Linked DNA regions of Homo sapiens: region 2 is linked to region 1. Evidence: chromatin loops called from intact Hi-C (ENCODE). Cell type or tissue: adrenal gland. All regions are shown on one strand. Each heading gives the region's core, and the rest is flanking DNA. Links, peaks and the distances in the headings are about the cores only. Region 1 overlaps DIS3L2 (DIS3 like 3'-5' exoribonuclease 2). Region 2 has its middle 8.8 kb from the start of PRSS56.

The links. A loop is a pair of places that touch in the nucleus more often than their neighbours do. Peaks named below come from ENCODE experiments on the same cell type or tissue, not always from the same donor. Only the 100,000 strongest peaks of a DNase experiment are listed, where the experiment ranks them.
Region 2: it touches region 1 in a loop (2.3-fold over the local background); 14 of 110 quality-filtered maps call a loop at or near these places.

Annotation. Positions count from the first base shown.
Region 1 is chr2:232,323,462-232,331,781 of GRCh38, forward strand. DIS3L2 (DIS3 like 3'-5' exoribonuclease 2) reads left to right here. Exons shown (of 21, transcript NM_152383.5): 15 at 6,352-6,535; 16 at 7,229-7,315. Among named protein-coding and RNA genes, the nearest start is that of ALPP, 51 kb to the right of the region's middle. RefSeq lists enhancers at 4,630-4,899, 4,970-5,019, 6,114-7,087. In adrenal gland, for the core only: CTCF peaks have their summits at 2,738 (motif pointing left), 3,817 (motif pointing left) and 4,032; DNase peaks (open chromatin) are centred at 1,563, 2,478, 2,679 and 3,860.
Region 2 is chr2:232,507,456-232,515,775 of GRCh38, forward strand. No RefSeq gene overlaps it. Among named protein-coding and RNA genes, the nearest start is that of PRSS56, 8.8 kb to the right of the region's middle. In adrenal gland, for the core only: no CTCF peak of the experiment used is centred there; DNase peaks (open chromatin) are centred at 4,241, 4,824 and 5,376; H3K27ac peaks cover 756 bases.

The sequences.
Region 1 (8,320 bases), core at 93-8,092:
AAAACAGGTGCAGAATGTGTCTGGCTACAGCAGGGGCCCGCCCACTCACCTATAGAAAGGCCCTGCCATGGACTGAGCCTCCCAGCCTAGGAAACCTGGCTCTGGCCTCCCCTGCAGGCATATGATGTTTGGCTCCAGAGGCCTTCTCCTCTGGGCTTTTCCATGCCTGTGAACTGGGCCCCATTCATTTCTCTGTGGTTTCATGGGAACGTCCAATGCATTCAGGAGGTTGCAGTGCGCGCAGGAGGAGAGGGGTCAGCGAGAGGCCCGAGCTGTGACTGGTGGGCCACCCAGAGGCCACGGCACCCTCTGCTGGAGACTGGCAGCAGGGTGCATGGCCAGCTGTGGGTGGGGGTCCATCAGTCAAGCAGCTGCACTTTCTCCCCATCCCCCTCCCCGACCCAGGCAAGGTGCTCTGCCTGCGGCTCCCTTTCTCCAGGCCTCCACTTTCCAGCTCCCAGGCACCCAGCCCCACCCGGCCTGGCCTGGAACAGAGCTGCCACCAAGATCTCTTCCACTTTCCCTCCCCAGCAGCCTGCAATTCAGTGCTCCGTAGACCCCTGCCTCCCAGGGCTCTGCGGTTTCCACCACACTACACTCAATTTCCAGCTGCTAAGAACACAGCAGGTTCTACGTAAAGGTGGCCATCACCTGCACCCCATGGGTTGCCCAGCCATGGAGAAGAGGCCATGGTTGGGTACACAGCTTCTGAGACAGGCCCAGCAGCTGCCTTCATGGCCTCGGCAGAGCCCAGGGCTCTGGAGCTTACAGGCAGCGTGTGCCCAAGTGTGGAAAATTTGGTCTGCAGAAGAAATGAGGCTGAAATTGGCTGGGAGCAATTCTTATCAAAGCCACGTTAGCAGTTTTCAGCAAGAGCTAATTGAACAAGCTCTGTGAGTGGCCTCATTCCATTAGCAGGAGCCTCCCACAGAGCGTGACAAGGGCCCTGGTGGCTGAGGGCAGAAGAGGCTGTTTCTGTCCCACATTTGCCTTTGGCCTTTGAAAATGGACTAATTTTCAGCTTTGGGCACTGGTCCTGCCCCTCTGCCCCGGCTCCCGCTCATTTCCAAGGCCACTCTCTGAGTGTCCTGTGTGAGGAAGGGGTGAGGTGAGTTTGTCAGCACTTTATCAGGTGCATGGATCTGAAATGGGACACCTCTGGCCTCCTTGCCAGAGGGTGGCTTTGTGGTGAGGGTAGGGGAGGCAGAAGAAACTTCTAGAAATGTTGCTTTTACTGTGTTTTTTGCCCAAGTCCTAGAGTTGGGGCACCCAGGCCAGTCACATCATAAGATGTGTAATAATAATGTCTTATTTATTCGAGGCCAGGAACTTGAACATTGCTTCCCTGTTTTACAGGGAAACAAATTGAGATTACATGAGCTTAAGAAGCAAGTGAGTGGTAGGGCTGGCATTCCATGCAAGCCACTGAGGAGAAGCCCCTTGTCTCCATGGCAGGGCCAGGAGAGGGGAGGGACACCCCCCAACCCCTACCACCTGCCAGACAGGACCTTCCTGGCCACAGATGCCCTGGATCCCTGACTATCAAAACCCAGCCCCAGCCTTTCAGCTGAGCAGAGAAATACTCAGATCCAGTTCCTCGATGGTCAGGGAAGGCAGGCTTCCTCTGAAGAGCAGATCGCTTTACCCCTTTCTCATCTCATCACCTCTGAGCCCTGCCAGGGTGAGAGCAGCCTTTCCCAGCATCGTCCTTTAAGATGCGACAGAAACAGGTCCCACCTGAGCCAGCAGGAATGCGGCACCCAGTGGCTGGCTCTGCAGTCTTGATGCTCGCCGGCACCTTCAGGGTGAAGGACGCCCTGTCGTAAACGCATGAAGAGCCCTGCGTTTCATATATTGATGTTGTTGCTTTTTCTTTAGAGGAACGTTTGTGCACTGTGGGAACCTCTGTCTCTACCAGTGTCACCCTTGCTGTGGGGAGTGTGTACCGTGTGCGGGGGGCTGGTGGCCTTTCTCTGCTGTCTGCCACAGTTTGTGAGGGGCTCGCTGAGCCTCATACCTGAGCCTCCCCCTCCCCACCCCCTCCTGCCCCAGGGAGGCCCAGAACCAGGGAGGAGAGGTGCTGGGAGTGAGTGCCGAGGAGCTGGGGTCCTGGCCCTGCAGCCACTGTCACAGCACAGCCCCACCCCAGACCTCCAGAGTGGTGGGGCCCTGGTGGTGCAGGTTCCAGACGCTTGGCTGATGCCAGGCCTGGATCCAAGGCCCCCGTCTCCGAGGCCTTAGCTTGCTGTTCTGGAAGGTGATGCTGGCTGGCAGCCATTCCCAGCCCCTCGGAAAGCAGTTGTCAGGCAGTCCCTGAGCTCCAGCGCCCCATCCCCCGCAGGGCCCAGTGATCTCACGCCTGTGCCCCTGGTGCTGGGAGGAGTGGGGTGACACTAGGGCCAGTGCCCACATCAGAGGAGGAAGGTATGAGGCCAGGGCAGGGGGCAGGGCGCCCTCCCGTCCAGCAGCCCCAGTGCCCACTCTGCGCCCTTCGGGGCTCCCGTGGCCCAGAGTGTGGAGCGGCTCAACCTGACCACCCAGGATAGCTTGGGGGCGTTTCGGAGGTTTGGCTGCCTAGGCTGTGCACCTAGCACAGCTCCCCAGGAGAGGGAGGGAGGAGGTCAGGGGAGAGGGCCCTGCTGACCGGGTCATCTCTGGCCCTGGGTTCCCATAGGAGCGCCTAGGCTCTAAGCTGGAGCCTCCCCATCCCAGGACCTTGGGGAGAAAGAGGCTGGGCGCCACCTGCTGGCCCACCAGGGAATTGACAGGGTGGGGGACTGTGGAGCCTGTGCTGGCCGCAGATGAGAGCCCTGACTCCCACCTTCCCTACCCCACCCACCCTGCACCGTCCAGCTCAGTTCTCTGACCCGTGGTGCCAGGTCCCATTTGCAATGGCGAATACTGAACTCGGTGCAACTCTGGCTGCTGGCAGCTGGGCTTGGCCTGCACCTTTCTGTCCCCAAACTCCACTGGGGACCCACCTTCCAGCCACCCCAGGGTGCCACCGCCAGAGCCAGGGGTCAGCCCCACCTTCATTCACTCCTACTCATAGCCTACCTGTTCACTCTGCCCCCATCTGCTACTTGCAGCATCAGAAGGACATGAGGGCACCAAACAGCCCCTGCAGCTGTCCTCAAACATCATGGCCAAGGCTGCACCTGGGAAGTGGACTTTCTGTGGTGCTAGCTCCCTCCTCAGTGCCCTTGACCTTTGTCTGGGTCCCTGCTTAATGTGGCCTAACTAGTTGGGCCAGAGCTCCACAGGTGCTGTCCTGACTCCCAGCCCCAGGAGGGAGGGAGAGGCTGAGACGGCAAGGGAAGCAGAGACTCAGCCACACCAAGGGCCCTGGCAAGGTGGGCCTCTCCTCCATAGCCTCACCAGGCTTCACGTTCAAGGTCACCAAGAGTGCACTTGTTCACTGTCGAGGGCAGAGGTGACTCCTGGGACTGTGCTGGGGGTCCAGGGAGAGCAGGTAGCGGAGTTGCCAGGGAAGCAGCTTGCCTGAGGTCTGTGGTCTTGGCAGGGGCTTCCACAGCGGCCCCACCCTCTCCCTGTCCCCTCCCTCCTGTCCTTGTCCTCGTGTTTACTGAAAACCATGAGAAGGGATGTGGAGAGCGCCTGCAGGAACTGAGAGCAGGAGCCTGGCTCAGCCCTGAGAGGCCCCCAGATATTCAATTCCTAAACCCATAGAGGGTGGGGCATGGGCACAGAGGAGTAACCAGGGGCCACCTCACACAGCCCTGCTCTTTCACCCTGCCCGCCTGGTGGCCTCCTTAGCCTGCAGCCTCAGTGCTGCCCGCTATGGGGTCATGCTGCCTCCTGCTGGCCACACTGCAAAATGCAGCCCAGGGTCGGGCCTAAGGCTACACTTGTCCCTCTTCCGGCAAGCCTGCAGCTGGGCTGGAGGGGAAAGCAGGCACCACAGAATTGCCTGGATGCTCCTGCCCAGGAGGATTGTCCGACTGCATGGGGAGAAAAGTCCAGAACCGTGCCTGGCACATAGTAGTTTTTATGGAGTGAGAGGGCAAAAGTACGCATGATTGTGTGCATCTGAAGTATTTCCGTGCTGATGGCCTGACCAGTATCAGATTATTTTTCAAGCAGGAATTTTGATTCCTCTTGGGTTCACAATATCTTATTATGAAATCCGAATAAGAACAGTCTAATGGCACCAGACAGTGATACAGGTGAGCCTAGAACAGTCAGTGTTCATGTGGGGGACTGCAGCCTGCTTTTCAGGGAGGCTTCAAAAGAATTGAGGAACACAGATTGATGGCAGGGATGAAAATCACAGGGCATATTGAGGAGACCCCCAGCTGGCCATGTGGGGGGCAGGTGGGGCAACAGGAGAACAGTGCCTGCGTCCTGAGGGCTTTCAATGCATCAGGCAGAGGGCCTGCCAGTGCAGAACCTGTTTTCTCTGCGTCCATGACAGCCCTGAGCAGGTGCCATTGTGACCCCTGTCCTGCATTTGAGACAGAGGATGGGGAGGGCTCTGTGATTTGTTCAGAATCCCACGGCAAGAAAGTTGTGGAGCTGAGAGTCAAACCTGGGCTTGGGAGACTTGTAGTGGGTTAAGGGCTTGAACACAGGGTTTTTGGCAGGAAGTGGTGGGCACAAGCACAGATTAGGGCTGGGAGGTGGGGTGGCACATCACAGGCCGTTACTGCCACCCAGAGGGCAACATGGATGCTCCTCCTTTTACCTGCTGGGTGTCCTGTGTGGTAGAAGGGCAGGCTGAAGCTTGATCCTTGTGGTCACACATCCCAGCTGTCACCTGCCTTACTGTGTGCCATGAGCCAGCCCAAAAAAGTCCCCACTAGTCCCCAGGGGAGGCGCTAGGGGTGCTGGGCTGGCTTCCCTCCTCTCCAGGTGGTGCCTGCCCTCCTGGGGCATTTCCCAGCCCTTCTTCCTCTGCATCTCAGGCTCCCTGGGGAGGCAGATATGCTCTCAGGACATCCTGGCAGAGCACAGCCACACGTCTGCCCTGGCAGGCCCACCCTGGGTGGAGGAGGGGCTCTATATGCCAGGGCTCTCTCTCTCGGTGGCTGGCTTTCTTTCCACGAGCATGGCCAGATGACGAGGCTCACCCGCAGCACTACTCACACCTCCAGGAAGGGAAGTTGATGGCAGGGTTCTGGCTGCAGCCAGGCCTGCGGGAGCTTCCTCCCTGATCTCTCTCACTCAAGGGGAAAGCTCAGGGCTGGGCATGAAGGCTGGGGAAAGGCAGGGAAGGCAGAGTCCCCCCAGGCTGGTCAAGGCCCCGATAGCCCCATGTCTCCCTGAGGGGGCGGCTTTCCCCATGAAGAGGGTCCTGGTCACCAAGGCATGAGGACATGCCCAAGGCTGGCCCATCACAACAGGCTCCAGCTCTTGTGCACATGTGTGATCTTCTTGTCCCACCAAAGGCGGGAAAAAGAAGTGCGTGGCCTCCTGCCCCAGATTTGGTGGTAGGGTCAGTGGTGCTGACCTCAGTGCTGTGTGATACCAGCCCCCCAGCCTTTGCCTGGTTCATGTCCCACATCGCCTATCGGTCCCCGCTCCTTCAGTCTGGGACCTTGGCCTGCTCAGTCCTTCTGTGGGGAGCCACATCCATTCACAGTGACTGTTGAGTCTAATGACAGACACCCAAGTGCTGCAAAGCCAGAGCAGCAGCCCCTGAAAGGGTGACTCTGGGGTCTCACCCCATCCCCACTCCTGCCCTGTCCTCTGGTGAGGGCTTCCCTCCTGCTGCCTCAGACTGTCCTGTCTACCCTCAGAGACCCTGTTGGGAGGCTTCCCTCCAACAAGGCACCGTCCCCAGAGGAGAAGGGAGCCCAGCACTCCTGGGACTGTGGGGTCCTTGGTCCACTCACCACTGCCACATGCCTCAGGGAGCCCTCAGAGCAGGGGCTGAGCTGGGGCCCCAGGGTTCCCATGCCCTGGGCGAGCATGGTGCCCTCTTACAGCCTGGGCTGCCCGAGTGTTCCAGGCATCCTGTCATTCAGCAGAGATCTTTCCTCGGTGCCTTCTCTGGATTGGGTGGGCTGCTGAGCTCTGGGGCTGCTGCAGTGAATTATTTAATAGATGGGTGCTTCCCTGCTCTCCAGGGTCCCCCTCTGGGAGAGCCAGCACAGGAGCTAACCAGTCAGAGGAGAAGGCGGTGTAGACCAACTGGTGCAGGGAGACCATGGGGGTGCTGGGCAAGACAGGGACTTGGCGGAACACATGAGATGAGGTAGCTGGGAGGTTGTCTTTAAGCTGAGACCTGAAGGGTGATTGATAGAGAGCCAGGCCGGCTGCAGCGTGGGAAAGCCTGCGCACCTGTCCCCAAACCCCAGCGGTCCCTCCCATCCCACCCACCCTCTGCAGGCTCGTGGAGGAGTTCATGCTCTTGGCCAACATGGCAGTGGCCCACAAGATCCACCGCGCCTTCCCCGAGCAGGCCCTGCTGCGCCGGCACCCCCCGCCCCAAACAAGGATGCTCAGTGACCTGGTGGAATTCTGCGACCAGATGGGGCTGCCCGTGGACTTCAGCTCCGCAGGAGCCCTCAATGTGAGTGGTGGGCAGGATTCGGGGGAGGCCCTGCTTGGGGGAAAGAAGAGAAAGACCTGGAAGGTGGGGTGGTCCAGCGGCCTCTGCTTCCCCCCAGAGTCCCTCCCCTTCAGCCAGGTCTCTCCTGTAGGGAAGGAGGCCCTGGGAGAAAGGGCCCCTCTGAGTCACAGGGGCCCTGACAGTGGGACCTGCCCCTTCACCAGGACTGTGCCAAGCGGGGGGACCCTGGAGGCCTAGCAGAGGGCAGGGGTCCTGTGGCCAGAAAGGGCTGGTCTTGGGCCCAGAGGCTTTCAGAGTCGGGGCTGGAATTGTAGGAATCCCGGGAATGTTCCTGGTGGGTACTTTCAGGTGCTCCCTGCCTGGGGCAAAGCTAAGAAACCCAGGGCCTTGGCTGTGGTCCTGGAGGAGGGAGACATCTCACCCAGGCCCAACCCTGGGAGGGGAAGGCAGGTGCCCCAGGCCAGAGAGCTGGAGCCCAGTGAGTCCAGGCCAGCCAGCAAAAACATGGAAGTGTGGGCCACAGGGTGTGGGCGGCTGCCCCCTCTCCCCACCCATCCCCTCTGAGCAGGGCTGAGCCCCACAGGCAACTCCTCCCCCCAGAGCCGGGCATGAGGTGCTCAGCGGATGACAGGGCCCAGAGTCTCTGCCCGAGCTGGACCACACGTCACATAGGTTTCTGGGATTTGCTTCTAGAAAAGCCTGACCCAAACATTTGGAGATGACAAGTACTCACTGGCCCGCAAGGAGGTGCTCACCAACATGTGCTCCCGGCCCATGCAGGTAAGGAGGGCCCAGCCCCGGCCTCCCCTGCTCCCAGGAGCACACTAGCCCCAGACCTGTGACCTCCACGTGCAAGCACAGGCCCCCACCGTTCCTGCCTGCTCTGGACATGGCTGGGTGGACGGGGGCTGCTCCTCCTCTGCCAGAGGGTGGGAGAGGAGGCCGACCCCAGGCAGCACCTAGGAGGGGGCACCCTGAGCCTCTTGAGTTTGAGCCGCTGTCTCCTGCTCACACTCGCTCAAGGACAGAGTGCCCTGGAGCTGAGGGGCTACTGAGACCTCCTGTCAGGCTGGGGTCCTGGAGGAGAGACAGGGTCCCATGTGGTTTCCTGTCCCAGGGAACACTCCGCAGCCTCCATCCCCACATGTGGAGTCCAGAACTAGCTGTCAGCCTCTGGCCAGTGTGGGAAAGAAGCGGACTTGGCCGGGGGCCTAGGCCTGGGCCTGCAGGGAGGTGGCAGCCTGTGGGGTGGACAGCTGGGCTTGCTCTGGGATGCCTGTCACAGCGCCCCAGGCTGAGCTTCCCCCATGCAGGGCCCGAGCATCCTGGGACCAGGACCCCAGAGGACCCTCGGGTCAGCGGGAGCAGTGGATGCTGATGGGTCGGCTCTGGGTCCCACCCCGGCCCAGGGGCAGAGACAGGCTGTATTTTAGGGGCTCGGTCACTCGGCAGATTCAATCTGTTCACAAGAACTGATGGCTTCAGCTGACCTCAGTGGATTTATTTTCTGACACTTCAAGCTCTGCTGGGTTTGAAGCCATCAGGGCCTGCTTGGGCCTGGTCACCGTGACCTGCCCCCAGTCACAAGTGTCTGCCCAGCCAAGCACCTGTGGCACCCACAGCGGAGAGGGGCTGGGCCGTGCCCACTGGGCTCTCTCTGTTCTACACTGCAGCGGCTCTAGGCCTGGCAGAGAAGGCACAGCAGCCCCTGAGTCCCAGAACTGCCTCTGGCTCTGCCCTGCTGGGGCCCCTCCCATGTCCCTGCCTCTGACGCCATCACCTCCA
Region 2 (8,320 bases), core at 36-8,035, 180 kb after region 1:
ATCCACATCTCAATTGCCGCATCTGCAAAATGGGTACACTGTGAGGCTCCGTGGAAGTGGTGTGGGTAAGCACTGAATGAGGCCCACAGAAGCCTGGTTCAGATGCCCTCTGCTCTGAGGACCCCTCTCCTCCAGAAGCAGGCTGCCCAGGGAAGGGTGTTGCCCCTATGGTTGGAGGCCCAGCACATTCGCCTGAGCCACTTCTGACAGGACAGCCATCCCCAGCCAGTGTCTCCCCACATGTGCACACACATGGGGGAAGGACTGGGAGCCTCCCAGAGTGGAGATGCTCAGGCACAGCTGTCAGGTGAGGGAGACCCCCCAAAACCAGGCCTAGGGCCCCATGTACTTGGGAGTAGAGGACCCCTTCCCCTGCAGCCCTAGCCCCTCCTCATCAGGACCCCCTTCCCCTGCAGTGCTAGCCCCTGCCCTGCTCAGCTCACGGAGCTGCCCGCTGCAGACGGCCCCCACCTGGTGTCCCGCTGTGCTGTTGCCCCTGTGAATTGCTTAATAACTGTTGAACAAGGAGGCTGCGGCGTTGGTAGCGGACCCTGCACTGTGCTCACTTGGGATTGCACACGTGGGCAAAGCTGCCTGGTGCGCAGCTTGAACAGAGAGGGGGTGATTTGGAAACAGGAAAGGCAGCTTTGGAGAAGGAGGGGGGCAGAGTGGAAAGATAATGGGAAGTCAGGAAAAGCAGAAGGCTCACCTCCCTGAGCCCCAGAAACCTCCGAGGCAGAGAGGCTGTGTCCTGCTGGGTAGGCTGAGGGAGGAGGGTTGGGCTTTTCATGGGGAGATGGGTACTGGGGCATCCACAGCCACTGAGATTTTCCTTCACTTGCCCCAAGATCTCTCCCTAAATCTCCCGGCTTGGACCCTTTGGTTTTATCTAGCTCCCAGCCCTTGTGGGGTCCTGGAATTTGGCCCAGGGCTGCCCAGGACTTCCTAGTCCTTCGAGGCCTGTGACTCTCACTGAGCGCCACCAGGAGGCACCCCCACACCTGCTCACCCAGGTGGGCCCTGGGACCCTCCAGCCTGGCAGGTGGGGAGGAGGGGCTTCCTCAGGGTAGAGGTGGGGAGGGTCTTCGGGCCTCAGGCCTTGTGGCTCAGAATCCAGCAGTTCAGTGGTTCAGCGGGGAACCAGCATGTCCCCGCAAGGTGATCGTTTATCTCTCCTGACCTCCCAGTGCTTCTTGCCCTGACCACAGACCCCTGCCCCCCAACCAGCTCACACACACACCCACAGCCACACTGGGTGAGTGACAGGTGTCCCACCAGAGACTCGCTTCCCAGTGCCGCTGCACCTCCATCCACGGTCAGCTTTTCTGGTCACTCCCTCAGTCCCTACCCTCCGAGTCCTTGGCCTTAGTGTGGGCGGAGGGCCAAGTCTGGGGCCCGGTAGGGCCACACCTGCTGCACACCCTCTTCTCTCTGAGCCTCCATCGCTTCCTGAAGGTTCCATGGACCAACTGTTCCTAAACATGGTTTGTTTGGACTCATCTGGCACTTTGATACTTTGATATTCATTCGGCACTGCCAGGCCACCTCAGGTTGAGGTTTATCCCTGAACCAGCTCCCTACCCCAGCACCTCCAGTCATGTGCCCTCTGCCCTCCAGAAAGAAACAAAGTCCCTGAAATATCTTTACATTTTTTTTTCTGTGGATAATACACCCATATAATTAAAAAATCAAAGCAATTCAAAGTTCCACTCCCATTCCCATGTACCTGGTTTCCTCTTCCACCCCATAACCCCAGGGGGCTACTTTAATTCTGTGTGTAGTCTAAAACAAATTATGTGCTTTTCTTTTTGTCCTTTCTCACACAAAAAGTAGAATGTTCCTCATTTGAGTACACTGTTCCTCATTTTGTTTTCACTTAATCTATCTTGACGTTCTTTCCACAGCAATAGATTCCTCATTCTTTTTTCACAGCTGTATAGTATTTCATCTCTCTCTGTCACCCAGACTAGAGTGCAGTGGTACAATCATAACTCGCTGCAACTTCAAATTCCTGGGTTCAAGTGATACTTCAGCCTCCTGAGTACGTAGGATTACAGGTGCATGCCACCATGCCCAGCCTATTTATTTACTTTTATTTTTATTTTTGAGACAGAGTCTTCCTCTTTCACCCAGGTTGGAGTGCAGTGGCACAATCTTGGCTTACTGCAACCTCCGCCTCCCGGGTTCAAGCAATTCTGGTGCCTCCGCCTCCTGAGTAGCTGGGATTACAGTCGTGCACCACCATGCCTGGCTAATTTTTGTATTTTTAGTAGAGACGGGGTTTCACCATGTTGGCCAGGCTGATCTCGAATTCCTGACCTCAAGTGATCCACCTGCCTCAGCCTCCCAAGTTTCTGGGATTACAGGCATAAGCCACCGCAGCCAGCCAATGCCTAGCTAATTAAAAAAAAAATTTTTTTGTTTTTTTTGCAGATATGGGGATCTCGCCATCTTGCCCAGGCTGGTCTCAAAACTCCTGGCCCCAAGCAGTTCCCACCTCAGCCTCCCAAAATGCTGGGATGACGGGCATGAGTCATCATTCCCAGTCTCGTACACGGTTTATTCAACTGAGTCCTTCCTCCATCACTACCTGAGTTGTTGCTACTTTTCTTTTTTGTTCTTTCTGTCAATGTTGCAGTGAACATCTTTGTACATCTGTCATTTTATAACTGTGTTTTTCTACATATCTGTAGGACAAAATGCTCTGAAGTGGGAGTACTAAAGAATAAGAATGCGTGAGACCAGGTGCGATGGCATGACACTTTGGGAGGCCGAGGCATGAGGATTCTTGAGCTCAGGAGTTCAAGACCAGCCTGGACAACACAGCTAGACCTCTTCTCTATAAAAAATTTTAAAACTTAGCTGGATATGGTGGCAAACGCCTGTGGTCCCAGCTACTCAGGAGGCTGAGGAAGGAGGATCACTTGAGCCCAGGAGGTCAAGGCTACAGTGAGCCGTGGCCACGCTATTGCACTCCAGCCTAGGTGACAGAATGAGGCCCTGTCTCATTTAAGAGAAAATAAAAATTAAAAGGAGAATAAGAGTGTGTGTACTGTGGGTAGGTATTTGTGTAGGCATTGTCAACTCTCACTGTGACTCTCCTAAAAGCAATGAATGAGACTGTTTCTCAACAGACTCACCAAAATCAAACTATTGGATTTTTGCCATAAATTCACTTGTGTTCAGTGCCCTCTCCCCCAGGAAGCCTGCCCTGACCTCCAGAGTGTAAGCAAGCCCCTTCCCCTGTCCCCAGCACTCAAGGCTTCTCCTACACAGCGCCGTGTGCATTTGAGATGACTTACGTAGTCCTTACTTTTTTTTTTGGTGGTTTTTTTTTTTTTTTGAGACAGAGTCTTGCTCTGTCACCCAGGCTGGAGTGCAGTGGTGCAATCTTGACTCACTGCAAGCTCCGCCTCCCGGGTTCACGCCATTCTCCTGCCTCAGCCTCCCGAGTAGCCTGGCTAAATGTTTTGTATTTTTAGTAGAAATGGGGTTTCGCCATGTTAGCCAGGATGGTCTCGATCTCCTGACCTCGTGATCCACCCGCCTCAGCCTCCCAAAGTGCTGGAATTACAGGCGTGAGCCACCACACCCGGCCAGTCCTTACTATTATTACTTTTTTACCATTTGTCTACCACCAGGCTATTAGCTCCATGAGGGCAGGGACTGTGCCCCAGTTCTCAGTGCAGCATGGGCATGTCATAGATGCTGAGCACACCTTTGTCATCTGGGACAGCCCCCTGTGTGCCCAGCACCCTAGCAGCTGCTTTGGCTGGGTGGCCTGAGCTGAGCCCCTCAACAACCTTCTGAGGGAGGCCCTGGTATTAGCTCCATTGAGCAGATGGGGAGATGGAGGCTCAGAGACAGGAGGTAGTTTGCTCAAGGACTCACAGCTGGCCAGCTGGGAAGTCCTTACCCCTCACCCCCACCCCTCTTGCCAACATCCTGGCTTGATTTCTTCCCTGCTCTGGTCCGTGGGGTCCCCAGTCCCCAGGAGGCGTGGTCCGGCCCAGGTCACAGTAGCAAGCCCAGGATCGGCCCCTCCACACCACCTGCAGTGATGCAGAGCCAAGCTGGGGGCCAGCCTGAGTCCCCAGGGGCCTTGTCAGCCTGCGCGGTCAGGTCCCCTGTGCAGTGGCAGTGGCAGGGACCACAGTGACCCTGGTAGCCATACAGTTGCTACAGCCCTTTCCCGGAGGCCCCGTGGCTGTGCTGGCTTTGTGCCCAACTGTCACTCTGTCCCCAGTGGCTCCTCATGCTGGCTGCCTGCCTCCCTGCCTCCCATTAATCATGTGTGTGGGATTTATTTTCTCCAGCAATTTATTTCAGCAAATGCAATCTGGGTGTGCCCGCAGGTGGGCAGGATGCTCCGTTGCTGCCAGAGTCACAGAGCCCAGCTTTATTGTCAGGCTGACAGGCATGATTCCCCAGCGAGCACCCCCACCGCAGATGCCAGGTCTAGCCAAGCCCTGGGGCAGGATGCTAAGGACCCCTGGGACTGTTGCCACCCCCACATCACTGTGAACCTCAAAGTCCCATAGGCCTGGGAGCCCAGCTTGCCCCACTCTCTTTATTGGTTTTGCTGCCCCTACCAATGCTAGCTGGCTAAAGGGGTGTAGGGGAAGATTAGCCCTCCTGTCCTTGGCCTAAAACGGGCAGCCAGAGGTCTCTTCCGAAGATCCAGGTGGTGGCTCTTTTCAGTTTCCTGACCTGGGGAAGGAGGAGGTCCTTCCTCTGGAGCCCCCTCCTCCCCAGAACTGCTGGGCAGCCCAGACCTGATTCCCATGACAGTCACGGAGGGAAACAATCAGCTAAGGCAAACCCTGCCACCCCCTCACCACCCCCGCAACACGCATCCTCCTTTCGGGGGCTCCCTTTCATTCCTTAATCACCCCATGCCCCTCTCTCTAGGCCACCAAGTGTGGCCTCCCTGGGGCTAGGGAAAAGGACGTGGCTTTCAGGCCAGGACAGGAGCAAGTGGCTGCTCAGCTATGATTTCAGGTCCTGAGACACCGCTGCTCCCAGTTATCTGCCCACTTACAGGCCTTGGAAGTCGAAAGGGAAAGAGCTGTGGGCAGGGGTGGGCAGGGACCCTCCACTTGGTCTGGCCCTCACCAAGCCCTTTGCAGCCTGCACCCACTCCCCCCAGCCCTGCAGTGTTTCCAGGGGCCCAGACCCTAGCCTGCGGGCACCTGCTTCCTCTCTTAGTATCCCCCAGGTTCATCCTGAGGCCCCGCCCCCAGCTTGCCCTGCCTGGCCAGGCTGCCTCTAATGCTGCAGATAATTTCTGCTGTCGCAAAGCCATTACCCTGCAAATGGGCTGACTCCAGCATGTGTGCGTGTGTATGTGTGTGTGTGTGTGTTCCCGTGTGTGTGCATGCGCACGTGTGTGCAGGGGAGGGTTGGCTGCGGCAGGTAAAGCGCCTTGTTTATGCCTCGCTCATCACTGTAATTGCCTTGGGGGATTTATTGGCTTTGTAAGCTCTCCCTGCACCCTACATGGCCTCCACCTGGCCCTGAGTGATGAGGCTGGGAGCTCTGGGCAGGGGGCTGGACATGCCCAGCAGGAGGGTAAGTGAGGCCTTGCGGAGGGCCCCCTGACCTATGCACCCACCCCTTCCTGCTCCATGCCTGGTAGCTGGACATAGAAGGAGATAGTAGCTGGGGCACCCCCACGAGGCCTCTCCAACCTCAGAGGCTCTGAGGAGGTTGCCAGTCTGGGGGTGCAAGATGGATGCAGAAGGGACACTGGAGGAACTTTGGTGGCACCCGTGTCTCTGGTTTCTCCTCTTCCTCTCCCCTTTAGGTCCCTCCCATCATCTGCTGGCCCCAACCCCACGCCTATATGTCTTCTCAGCTGTTCTGCCTCACCCACTCCTGCCTCACACAGCTGAGTCCCCTGCAAGGGAAGACAAAGCCTCGGCCCCAACCGTTTCATCCATTTCAAGAAGCTTCAACCTTTGTGTGGCTACCTTAGCAAACCCCTGCAGGGTTAGCAGTCAGAAGGCACTTGTGGACTCCCAAGGCAGGGCTGGGCAGAGGTTGAGGGTGTGGCCTCTGGCAGCAGGCAGAACAGCCTTCCATCTCTTCTCCAGTTCCTAGCAGTGTGGTCTCAGCTAGGTCAATCAACTTCTCCGAGCCTCAGTGGCCTCATCTGTAAAATGGGTCTGATGACACCTGCCTTAAGCAGTTATTATGAAGGTTTGATACATTGTAATACATCGAACTACATGAAATTCCCTTTACTCAACCAGCTTTTGACATTAATGAGTATTTACTCGGTGAAATATTATATCAATAAACTGTCTTATTGAAAAGATTTCTACTTGGTGCCTGTCCTTTTCTTTTTTACTCTTGATGTTTCGTATTTGTATAAATGCTACCTGCTGATTTTAAAGAATTCAAGTAACACAGGAAAGCACACAGAAGAAAGTGAAAAGCAAAACACAATAAAATAAACCTCAATTTCAGAAATTAAGCCATCATTAATAAATAACCACCATTTCCAGAAATTTCTTTTTACATTGATGCAGATAAGTTTAGAGAGATAGATTGCTAGAAATTTGCTGTAAGGAGGGATCCTATTGAAAATTTTAATATGACTTATTAAATCTAATTTGAGTTTATGTTGGCAGCAGTAAATGAAGCAACCATGAAGAGAACCACATGACTCCAAGAACCATCTCTACATCAGAGAGATGGTGTTTTCTAAAAAGATCATCTAAGGCTGGGCGCGGTGGCTCATGCCTGTAATCCCAGCACTTTGGGTGGCCGAGGCGGGTGGATCACTTGAGGTCAGGAATTTGAGACCAGCCTGGCCAACATGGTGAAACCCCATCTCTACTAAAAATACAAAATAAGCCGGGCATGGTAGCACACACCCATGCTACACAGGAGCCCCAGCTACTCAGGAGGCTGAGGCACGAGAATCGCTTGAACCTGGGAGGCAGAGTTTGCAGTGAGCCCAGATCATGCCACCGCACTCCAGCCTGGGTGACAAGGGCAAAACTCCATCTCAAAAAAAAAATCATCTAAGTTAACAAAAAGATTTGAAAGCAATAGCAATGGGAAATACTGATCAGGGAGAGTCTACTATGTAGGAGGAGGGGAAAATGGGAATAGTAGCATAGAAATTGAAGGTGTTAAATTAGCAAATTTCAAAGAAACACAGCCGTCAGCCAGACTGAAAAAAAGGAAAGGAAACTTATGGAGATCACAAGAAAAAAGACAAAAGACAAAAAAGAAGAACAGGAGAGGAAACAAGCAAAATTGTGAAATGGTTTGCATTCTTTTATCACAGGATTGAACAGTGGTCTTCAGTGGCATCAGTGGTGGTCTGGATGTATCCGTGCCCAAAATATTGAGTGAGGGGAGGGCAGGGAGGCCAGGGGTCTCACCTACTAAGGAAAGCCCTGGATACAGTTCCAGGATCACTCCATTCTCAGAGAACCACAGAGCCTGCAGGCGCCCCAGCTTCAGCAGTGCTCCCTTCTGGGCTAGACAGCACCCCTGCCTCTTCAGAGCCCTCTTAAAGTCAAATACAGGCCAGGCATGGTGGCTCATGCCTGTAATTCCAACACTTTGGGAGGCTGAAGCAGGAGGATTACTTGAACCTAGAAGTTCAAGACCAGCGTGGGCAATATAGCAACAAGTTGTCTCAAAAAAAAAAAAAAAAAAAGGCCAAGTTCAGCCCATGGGGAATAGGGAAGGTCAGAACAGAAAGCAAAGCTGAAAAGCTGAAAGGGACAGGCAATCCATGAGGAAGGCCCCATGGGGAGAAGCGAGCTCCTACTCAGACAAACTAGGGCCCAGGCCACACACAACCTGGGGAGCCGCCGCCCCTTCTGCAGTTTCGCATCCCATCCTGTCTCATTCTCTGCTCTCCCACAGCTCCCTTGCTGTCTCCCAAGCTCAGGCCCTCCCTGCCCTCTCTATATTCATGCAGGGAAACAGCACTTATCGATTCCGTCACATTTACAAAGAGCTGATCTAGAGCAACGACCACAGTCCCTGGCAGCCCTTTGCAGGAGGCCTAACTGTGTCAGCTCCTTGAATCCCCACCAACAAGATGGGGGTTACTAGCCTATTTCCCAGATGAGGACATGAGGTTGAGAGAGGAGAAGTATATTTGTTTCCGAGGGCTGCTGTTACAAGTTACCACAAACTGGGTGGCTTCAGACGACAGAAATTTATTCTTTCACAGTTCTGGAGGCGAGAAGTCTGAAAACACGGTGTCAGTGGAGCCCTGCTCTCTTGAAGCCTCTCCAGGAGAACCTGTTCCATGCCCTTCTCATAGCTCCGGTTATTGCTAGCTGTCCTT